Regions from separate parts of the Homo sapiens genome. Here region 2 is linked to region 1. Evidence: chromatin loops called from intact Hi-C (ENCODE). Cell type or tissue: breast epithelium. All regions are shown on one strand. Each heading gives the region's core, and the rest is flanking DNA. Links, peaks and the distances in the headings are about the cores only. Region 1 overlaps LPIN1 (lipin 1). Region 2 overlaps LPIN1 (lipin 1).

The links. Hi-C counts contacts between places; a loop is a spot of excess contacts. Peaks named below come from ENCODE experiments on the same cell type or tissue, not always from the same donor. Only the 100,000 strongest peaks of a DNase experiment are listed, where the experiment ranks them.
Region 2: it touches region 1 in a loop (30-fold over the local background); 1 of 110 quality-filtered maps calls a loop at or near these places.

What each region holds. Positions count from the first base shown.
Region 1 is chr2:11,758,101-11,763,473 of GRCh38, forward strand. All of the region lies in intron 1 of LPIN1 (lipin 1), which reads left to right. Among named protein-coding and RNA genes, the nearest start is that of MIR548S, 6.7 kb to the right of the region's middle. RefSeq lists an enhancer at 2,061-2,573. In breast epithelium, for the core only: no CTCF peak of the experiment used is centred there; no DNase peak of the experiment used is centred there.
Region 2 is chr2:11,819,797-11,825,169 of GRCh38, forward strand. LPIN1 (lipin 1) reads left to right here. Exons shown (of 21, transcript NM_001349206.2): 20 at 615-718; 21 at 4,836-5,373. The coding sequence ends at 4,995. Among named protein-coding and RNA genes, the nearest start is that of MIR4262, 15 kb to the right of the region's middle. In breast epithelium, for the core only: no CTCF peak of the experiment used is centred there; a DNase peak (open chromatin) is centred at 3,199.

The DNA.
Region 1 (5,373 bases), core at 110-5,109:
TCCTTTCTTTTTAAGGCTCAGTAATAGTCCATGATATGGATGGACCGCATTTTGCTTTTCCATTCATCTGTCACACTGGAGTTGCTGCCTCCTTTTGGCTATTATGAATAATGCTGCCACGACCATGGGTGTGCCAATATCTTTTCGAGACCTGCTTTCAGTTTTTTTTTTTGATATATACCCGGGACTGGAATGGCTGGATCATAAGCTAATTTTATTTTTATTTTTTTGAGGAATTCAGACTATTTTCTGAAGTGGCTCCACATTTTACATTCCCGCCAACAGTGGACAAGAGTTCCAGTTTCTCCATATCCTTGCCAACACTTGTTATATTCTGTCTTTTTTTTTCTTAAATAGTAGCCATCTTAATAGATGTGAGGTGGTGGTATTCACCCTTTTAAAAACTTTCAGTGCTTAGTTTAAGGCAGGCCCAGGGTGTAGATGTTGAGTTCCTAGGAACAGACAAAAGACTGCCAGGTGGAGCCCATGACCCTGTCACTTGTTGAGAATTATTGAGAAGATTTCCTGCTTTCAAATCCAGGTATTTTCAGATTTGCAAAGAAGTTATTCAATAGAGGGGACAGCTAAAGATATCAAAGCACCACTAATCTAAGCTAAAGCCACAGCTGATATCAAAGCACCTTCTGATTCTTTGCGGTAGGAAAATACTCCAGACCAATCCAGTGGGAAGGTCACAGAAGAAACTGTAGTCTTGGCTCTGTCTTTGCCATGGGGGGAGCTTCGCTAAGTCACTTCCTGTTTCTGGGCTTACTTTTAAAAAATGAGGTTGTTGGAACAACAACTAAGGATCCCTTAGTTGAGAACAAGAGAGCAGAGCAACGATTCAGTTATTAAAGATGCTTCTTCAGTTGCTAAGAACTAAGGAGTGGAGCCTTTGTCTTGGAACGGATAGAGCTGGAATTAGACCTTGCAGGTCACTCAGGCCAATGCGCCCCCTTTACAGAGGAGAGGCTAGGATGCAGAGATGTGGTAATGCTATCCAGTTATGAGCTAGCTAGCTTGCTTTCTTTCTTTTCTTTCTTTCTTTCTTTCTTTCTTTCTTTCTTTCTTTCTTTCTTTCTTTCTTTCTTTTCTTTCTTTCTTTCTCATTCTTGGGTGTTTCTTGCAGAGGGGGATTTGGCAGGGTCATAGGACAACAGTGGAGGGAAGGTCAGCAGATAAACAAGTGAACAAAGGTCTCTGGTTTTCCTAGGCAGAGGACCCTGGGGCCTTCCGCAGTGTTTGTGTCCCTGGGTACTTGAGATTAGGGAGTGGTGATGACTCTTAACGAGCCTGCTGCCTTCAAGCATCTGTTTAACAAAGCACATCTTGCACCGCCCTTAATCCATTTAACCCTGAGTGGACACAGCACATGTTTCATGGAGCACCGGGTTGGGGGTAAGGTCATAGATCAACAGCATCCCAAGGCAGAAGAATTTTTCTTAGTACAGAACAAAATGGAGTCTCCTATGTCTACTTCTTTCTACACAGACACAGCAACCATCTGATTTCTCTATCTTTTCCCCACATTTCCCCCTTTTCTATTCGACAAAACCGCCATTGTCATCATGGCCCGTTCTCAATGAGCTGTTGGGTACACCTCCCAGACGGGGTGGCGGCCGGGCAGAGGGGCTCCTCACTTCCCAGAAGGGGCGGCTGGGCAGAGGCGCCCCCCACCTCCCTCCCGGACGGGGCGGCTGGCCGGGCGGGGGCTGACCCCCCACCTCCCTCCCGGACGGGGCGGCTGGCCGGGCGGGGGCTGCCCCCCACCTCCCTCCCGGACGGGGTGGCTGCCGGGCGGAGACGCTCCTCACTTCCCAGACGGGGCGGCTGCCGGGCGGAGGGGCTCCTCACTTCTCAGACGGGGTGGCTGCCGGGCGGAGGGGCTCCTCACTTCTCAGACGGGGCGGCCGGGCAGAGACGCTCCTCACCTCCCAGACGGGGTCGCGGCCGGGCAGAGGCGCTCCTCACATCCCAGACGGGGCGGCGGGGCAGAGGCGCTCCCCACATCTCAGACGATGGGCGGCCGGGCAGAGATGCTCCTCACTTCCTAGACGGGATGGCGGCCGGGAAGAGGCACTCCTCACTTCCCAGACTGGGGGCAGCCGGGCAGAGGGGCTCCTCACATCCCAGACGATGGGCGGCCAGGCAGAGATGCTCCTCACTTCCCAGATGGGGTGGCAGCCGGGCAGAGGCTGCAATCTCGGCACTTTGGGAGGCCAAGGCAGGCGGCTGGGAGGTGGAGGTTGTAGCGAGCCGAGATCACGTCACTGCACTCCAGCCTGGGCAACATTGAGCACTGAGTGAACGAGACTCCATCTGCAATCCCGGCACCTCAGGAGGCCGAGGCTGGCAGATCACTCCCGATTAGGAGCTGGAGACCAGCCCGGCCAACACAGTGAAACCCCGTCTCCACCAAAAAATACGAAAACCAGTCAGGCGTGGCGGCGCACGCCTGCAATCGCAGGCACTCGGCAGGTTGAGGCAGGAGAATCAGGCAGGGAGGTTGCAGTGAGCCGAGATGGCGGCAGTGCAGTCCAGCTTCGGCTCGGCATCAGAGGGAGACCGTGGAAAGAGGGACAGGGAGACGGTGGGGAGAGGGAGACCATGGGGAGGGGGAGGGGGAGGTTTCTGTTAATGCTGCCCTTATGTCTCTCGCTTTCTTTTTCTTGTGAGTAAAAAAATACCAACAGTAGTTCGTAGATGTGCTGGCCTGGGGTTGGGGCCTCACTGCTGGGGAGGTGGTCTCATCATTCGGTGACAAACATAGCTCACGTGCAAGGGTGATGAAGGCAAAGAGATGGGGGGGACATGAGAAGGAGCTTCACAGAACCGAAAGAGAGGTCACTTCAAAATCCAAAGACCTGGGTTCCAGTTTGGTGAAATGGGGCGTGTCAATCCAGAGAGCCCCTCTTCACCAGCCCTGTGATCTTCATTGCACTTTGGCTGTCTTCTGGTTTTACCATCTGAAAGGCTGCATTCCTACAGGGTTTTGTGACAGTCAGCATGAGATAACGTATATGAAAGAAATTGTACAAAGATGTTATTAATACTGCTTGCACGTAGTTTTAGAGTTAGAGGGTTACCTCTCTTACCAAACACACGTTAAAATCTAAGTTCAACGTGGAAGGAATAAGAAGTATTAGGGTTACAAAGAATCATTTCTTATATTGTACATCTTTTCAGGAACCATCCCACTGCACCTTTTTTGCATGAAGTTAAACCTGCACCACTTGTAAACTTAGAAAAATGTGTGTTTTGATGTTTATATATATGTGATGTATTAGCAGGACAGATCAAGGGGGAGCTGGGCTCTGGTGTTTACTCCCAGGTGAAAAGGAAGGCAGATGTGTGTTCCTCCTTGAGTGTGTTTACTAAGGGCTGGGCTTGTTTCCTCGGTTGAGAGAGGAGGTGTATCAGTACAGAGAGCTTCATTTAAAATTGTAAAATGAACCTGGGAGGGCTTCTTGCATTCTTTGTAGGTATCATTCATGACTTCTGGTTCTCTGGCCTGTTCTAAATTAGAATTAAATCCGCAGTTCTTACCAGCCCCTGCATGCAGGGGATTTGACCACTCTTGAGCCTCATTTGCAAATGGGTGTGCTGATCTCACTTTTGCTTATTTCATAGGGGTTGAGGTAAGATTTACAAAAGGTATATTTTGTTTTTTTAACTTGAAAGACCAAGGCTTTATCCTTGGCCTTAAGAATGTAGCTTATAAAAGAACAAACAAACCATACAATTTCCTCTACTCTCATACACGCTTCTGACACCAAACGTGTGTGTGTCTCTTGCACGCCAAGCAGTTCTCCAGCTCTCGGAGCACACCAACTGGGTGCCTATAATTCAATTCAATTCTGACACCATCTACCTGGAGTTAGTATCAGATTCCACAGGTTAAGGGCTCGTTCCCACAAGCTGTCCCTCACTTCAGATGCCAGTCACAGTCTGGGCCTCCTGTGCTTCTGCTTGACTGGCTATAAATCGGGGGTTCCCATGACCCCCTCCTCGCGTTCATTCCTTTGTGGATCGGCTCACGGAACTCAGGGAAACAGTTTACTGATTGTCACTGGTTTATTATAAAGGATGCAACTCCGGAGTAGCCAGATGGAAGGGTGCACAGGGCAAGGCGGTGGAGGCGGCGGTGGTGCTTCCATGCCCTCTCTAGCACCCCAGCCTCCCAGCACTGCCACGCGTTCACCAACCTGGAAGTTCTCTGAGCCCCTTTCTTTCGGGTTCTATGGAGGCTTTATTACAAAGGCGAGATTGATTAACTCATCGGCCATTGATTACACTTAATCTCCCTCCCCTCTCCCTCCCTGGAGGTTGGGGGTGGGGTGGTGGGTGGGTGGGGAGTGGCTGAAGGCACCAACTCTCATTACAGATTTGTTCCTCTGGCAGCTGTGGTCCAGCCCCCATCCTCCGAGAGTCCTCTGATTAAACTTTGGTGTGGGTGAAGAGGGCTTATCATGAATGACAGAAGACACTCCTTTCACCTTTATTGCTCTGGAGCTAAGGAGCTATTTCAGGAGCAGGGGAGGAAAATGAAATATCATAACAAAAGACATTCCTATCACTCTGATCACTTAGAAATTATAAGGGGTTTAGGAGTTCTGGCTTGGATCTGGGGATGAAGACCAAAATATATATTTCCTATTACATCATAATATCACAGCGCCACTGAATGATAGGAAAAGCTCCCAGAACCAACCTTTCTACACAGCAGGTTTGTGAGCCACAGGTTCACACACGTGGTGTTTCCTGGAGTCTGTAGGTGACCTGAGGTGGGGGTTTTGTCAGTGTGGTCACATGTGTCCTGGGATAGTTGCCTTGAAGAATGGGAGCAGTGTGGACCAGGAGGAGGGGTGAAGTCTCGGGGTGGACTGGAAGTTACGTCATGCAAATCCTTCCTGTTTGGGCAGTATTTGCAACCACGTGGCTTCACGAGTCCGCCAAACCATCAGGTGAATAAACGGGAGAGGAGAAGAGAGTCTAGGACTCAGCCCTGGAGTATAAGTCAGAGCTGGAAAAGAAGAGGCTCCAGAGACTGGACGGCCACTGAGAGGTGCCACGTCCCTGAAGGGCCTGAGGAGGGTTGATGGCATGACCCCATGAAGCCCAGCAAGGAGTGGAGAGAGGAGGGCTGGAGGACTCCCGCCTGCCATGACCCAGTCCAGGGATAAGATGTGAGTGCCATGGGCCAGTCACGACCGCCGGTTAGCACAGCAGGGCACAGTGACGGCAGAAGGCTGGGAGCGGAGAGCCGGGCAGAGTGGACAGTGATGTGGGCAGGTGTGGACTGCACCAGGTGGTCAGGGATCCAGAGCTACGAAAAGAAGGGCATAACACGGCGGCAGCTCGCAGTCCAGCTGC
Region 2 (5,373 bases), core at 141-5,140, 62 kb after region 1:
GTTGGCGGGTGGGTCAAAGCTTGAGATATGGGACTTAAAACTCCAAATTTCAAATTACTCATTAAAGCAGTAAAGCAAGAACATTTAATCGGATTAGTTTCTTTCTACCAGAAGGGAACCGCAAAATCAGTCCTAACCATAATGGCGAATTCAGCATCTCACGTTTTAAGTGTCTAGTGTTGTCTCGTATCATGAAAGAAGCGCTTTGAGATTTTGCATGTATTGCCCGCATTTACTGGAAAGCTAAGTATTCTAGAGAATGTAGTTGGGTACTAACTGCTCCATCAGAAAGTCCTACTTTTGAAAGTTACGAGAGATTTTCATGAAGTAGGAATATGGGTCAAAGAATAACCTGAAGGAATGTTAGAATTGCGGGGACGTGGTAGGTTGTCTTTTCTTCAACTCAGTCCTTGAACAGATGAGGGAATTGAGGCCCAGAGAGCAAAACTAATTGAATAGTTTCCCATCAAAGGATATTCTTTCACTGCACCACTTTGAGGTAGAGCTCTGGTTAATGAAAATTTGATATCTCATCAAATCAGAAATACCATGGACTTGTTTTTACAATGAACTCTTTTCTAATGAACACTTTAAATCACCTTTACCAAATATAGGATGTGTATTCATACAAGCAAGTAGGAGTGTCTTTGAATAGAATATTTACCGTCAACCCTAAAGGAGAGCTGGTACAGGAACATGCAAAGACCAACATCTCTTCGTGAGTATTGTACACATTTTATGTGATTATGATATCAGTACTATTATCTTAAAACGGTGCTTCCCAGTTTGCGGTGTACCTTTTCCCCTTTGCTGCCTATATGTTAATCTGTAATTCTTATAATGAAAAAATGTATTTTAACTCCTTGTATTTTGTCCAAAACATAATTTTTAGACAACTGGAATTAAATCAGATCCCTTCTGGGTCTAAAATTTAAACTCGTGGTTAGAGTCTGCTACAGAATGGAATTGAATGAATTTGAAAACTAGTAGTTTAGATTTGCCAAGTTAGGTTTGAAAGCCTAGAATGTGAATGAGAAATATAACCAAACTGAAATATGTGAAGTTATATTTAAAGATGAGGAACTGTATATCTCTTCACATACCAAATGTTTCTTACCAGAGACATTGCTGTGTAATTGTTAAGAATTCCCTTCATATTTTTGGTCAAAGCCCAGTTTTTCTGAGTCGGTGGGCTAAATGGGATTACTCTTTCTAATGAGGCATCCTTGTGTGCTTAGAATCACTCTTGACTTTATCCTGTCCCCCTCGGGTTCCTAACTTATTAGGATGGAGAGCATTTCCTCATTCCATGTTGTTGGGAGGTTGGCCCACTGGGTGACATCAGCCCAGGCCGACCCTTGTCTTCCTGCCTTGTCCATTTCAGAGACTACACCTCTTCTGGTCTGGTCTGTGCAGACCTGGAAAAGAGCCTCTGGCAGGCCAGGCACGGTGGCTCATGCCTGTAATCCCAGCACTTTGGGAGGCTGAGGTGGGTGGATCACCTGAGGTCAGGAGTTCGAGACCAGCCTGACCAACATGGAGAAACCCCGTCTCTCCTAAAAATAGAAAAATTAGCCAGGTGTGGTGGTGCATGCCTGTAATCCCAGCTACTCAGGAGGCTGAGACAGGAGAATCACTTGAACTCGGGAGGCAGAGGTTGCTGTGAGCCCAGATCGTGCCATTGCACTCCAGCCTGGGCGACAGAGCTAGACTCTGTCTCAAAAAACAAAAGAGCCTCTGGCCTTAGTGGCCCCAGATAGCCCGAGGGGTTCCTCTTTATCTGGAGGAGTTAGACTGGGGGAGTTTGGTTCTAGGAGATTCCTAAGGATTGGTTTTCTCCATGTAGCTTCTGTGGTTTTAGATAGAGAGATAAGTTCTCTCTAGGGCAGATTTTTACTTTCAAGATGGTCCTTAAACTAGTTGGATTCTAACTGAGTGTCAATAGGGCAGTTCTAGGCTAACAGGAGTCCTGGGGCTGCCCCACAAGACTCCTCTCACCCTGCAGTCATGCCAGTACCCAAGCAGTCCTCAAGGTTTGTGCAGAGAGAGGGGAGGCTGGAGCCAAGGCCCTGTTCCCTCCTGCAGAAGGCGAGGCAGTGCCAGGCTGCTTCCTGATTGGCAGAAAAACAGCAGGAACTTGATTCCTTTCTTAACCCTTCCTTGCGGTTTCTGCCACCTCCACTGTTCTAAGTGGCTGACTGTGACAATGTCTCGTTCCCACTCCCCTCTCATTCCCCAGGCTGGAGAGGACCTACTGGGTTTCTATTTAGGATCTGTGTTATAGTCTGTTTTCATGCTGTTAATAAAGACATGGACCCAAGGCTGGGTAATTTATACAGGAGAAAGGATTTAGGCTGGGCACGATGGCTCATGCCTATAATCCCAGCACTTTGGGAGGCCGAGGTGGGTGGATCACCTGAGGTCAGGAGTTCAAGACCAGCCTGACCAACATGGTGAAACCCTGTCTCTACTAGAAATGCCAAAAAAAAAAAAAAAAAAAAAAAATTAGCCAGGCATGGCAGCTTGCACCTGTAATCCAACTACTTGGAAGGCTAAGGCAGAAGAATCACTTGAACCCAGGAGACGGAGGTTGCAGTGAGCCAAGATCATGCCACTGCCCTCCAGCCTGGGTGACAGAGTGAGACTCCATCTAAAAAAAAAAAAATTAAAAAAAAAAGGGGAGACCTCACAATCATGGTCAAAGGAGGCAAGGAGGATCAAGTCATGTCTTACATGGATGGCAGCAGGCAGAAAGAGAGCTCGTGCAGGGAAACTCCCCCTTATAAAACCATCAGATCTCATGCGACTTTATCACAGGGACAGCATGGGAAAGACCTGCCTCCATGATTCAGTTAACTTCCACTGAGTCCCTCCCACAACACGTGGGAATTCAAGATGAGATTTGGGTGGGGACACAGCCAAACCATATCAGGATCAAAAAGAACTTTGAACCAATGAGACGCTGTCCAGGAATGGGAAAGTGGCAGGTCTTGCCATGCACGCATGGAAAGAGGGACTCCAGCATCTGAGAGGGTTTGGCTAGGTGGCCTCTGCGGTCATTGCATTGACTGAGGCTCTAGGGTTAAAATGCACACCTCGCCCATGGCTTGGCCTAGGGTGGAGCTCTGCAGACTTTACTCATTGCCAGGGGATGTTGACATTTTACACCTGGACTGGAGGCGGGGTTGTTCCTGTGAGAGAGTAAATCTCCTCCCCCAGGAAGCTCACATTTCTCTGGCGCTGAACTTGGTATAGCTATTTCTGAGCCAAGTAGATGCTTGTCATTCAGAACTGGGACAGTCATCTGAAATGTCTTCAGAGGCTGGGGCCACACAGCGGGAGCAGCTCAGTTCTTTTTCCCTTTCGTTTGCGAGTGTCTGTGCGTAAGCTCTGCCTGCTTGGGAGGAGCACTGTGTGTGGAGGTCGGTCTGGGGGAGGCGCGCAGATGGAACTCGGCCTGGCCGCTCAGGGAGTGTGAGAGTGGGTTTGGTTCCAGTGCACCGCGGCCTTGTAGTCAAGCCTGCAGGGAGGGGCCCTGCTGCCGCAGCCACAAACCTCAGACAAATAAGCCTTAAAGCCGGGAGGTATTTTAAAAATCTGTCTGTTTGTTTGAATCCCAAGGAAAGACATAACTCTTGGTTTTGTATTAGGAGACGTCACTTTCCCATTTTGTGCAAGCACACTGTTTCTCATAAGTCCTTTGGAGGTCCTTTATTAAATATACACACTCGGCTTCATTTAGTACATTATTTTATACCTCAGAACATGCACACTTCTGGAGTCTGGATTTTGGAAGTTCCTTTAGGTTCTTAGCAATTTGGAACTAGACAGTGATCAGTGACTGTCAAGGAGGAATCTGGGGATGGCTGGCAGTGGGCTGGGTGTGCCAGAATCTCAGTTTGGAGGTGCCTGGAGGTCTGAACATGCATATTCAATATAGCAATAGCAACTTTCTTTTCATAGTATAAGCCACAGAAACTAACATGCAACATATTTTTGGGCATGCAAATAAAAGAGAGCAAGAGAACGTTGTAGGAAGCATTGGGAAGCCCTGCTCTAATTCAGCTCCACAGACTATAAAGACGAAGGGCTCCAAGAGGGCAAGACAATTGTCCAAGGTTACAGCAAGCAGGAGAGCCCGGGTCTCTTGACCGTCATGCCAACCAGGGCTTTTTTCTCTAAGACGTGTTGATAATTTGTCATTTAGATACATTTGAGCACCCAGTATACATTATTTTAATGTTGCATATGTTATTTTATTTAAATTATCCTTAAAACTGTGGCATAGTTTTTATTTTCCTCCCTTTACAGTGGAGGAAATTGGCTTAGAGAGGTTACGCCATTTGCCCACGATCACGCAGCTAGTAAATGGCAGAGCTGAACATCAAATTAATGTCTCTTTAACCCCAGGACCCAGCTCCTTTTCACTATGCAATGAAGCAATCTCTGTCAGGTGCTCCAAAGATGTGCCTTGTCTGTGATTCTTCCCCCGATGTCCCATATGTGACCCCTGCAGCAGGCGCTATCCCATGGCCATGGTGACTTCCTCCTGCCGTCTTTTGCTTGGCTGTATCTCCTTTACCTGTCCTTCAAGTGAAGTCAGGTCCCACCCACCTCTTCCCCAGAGCCTTCTCTGATGCCTTGTTTGCATACTCTTCATTTTCATCTCTCATTTTCAATTAATCGATAACAAATTATTCTAGAATGACTTGAGTCGTGTCGATAAGTAGGCGGTCTGCTCCTTGAGGTTGTAGATCTCTCTTGACTTCTACGTGCAGCCCTGGGTGCATAGCTGGTATCGCTCAGTGCCAGTGACAATGTCCCTTTCCTTCCAGGTATGTGAGACTCTGTGAAGTAGTCGACCACGTTTTCCCGTTGCTGAAAAGAAGCCATTCTTCAGACTTTCCCTGTTCGGATACCTTCAGTAACTTCACCTTTTGGAGAGAGCCACTGCCACCTTTTGAAAACCAGGACATTCATTCTGCCTCAGCGTAAAATGTCCCAAGCAGCCTCTTGCCAGCAGTGCAGAGCCTGGTTGTCACCCATTAAAGGATAGGTCTCCCCGGAGTGCACAGCTCCACCTGGGAGCCTGGCGCGTCATCATTGGCCTGACAGCAGAGAGAATTGAGAAGCATTTCTCCCCTGCCCCACCCCGGGGCTGACATTTCTAAGCAAGATAGGAAGGGAGCACTTTCTAGGCTAGGAGTTGGGTGCATTTGTACCGTGAAAAGCATTCCTCAGTTGTGGCTTAATGCCAGTTACGACGCTGCCTTTCCGGCCTGCTCCAGCAAGTAGCTACTGGTTCACGTGCAGTTTGGGGCTGTGAAACCTAGGCAGAAGGCGGCTGTCTGAGGGCTGTCCCCGCCTAGGACA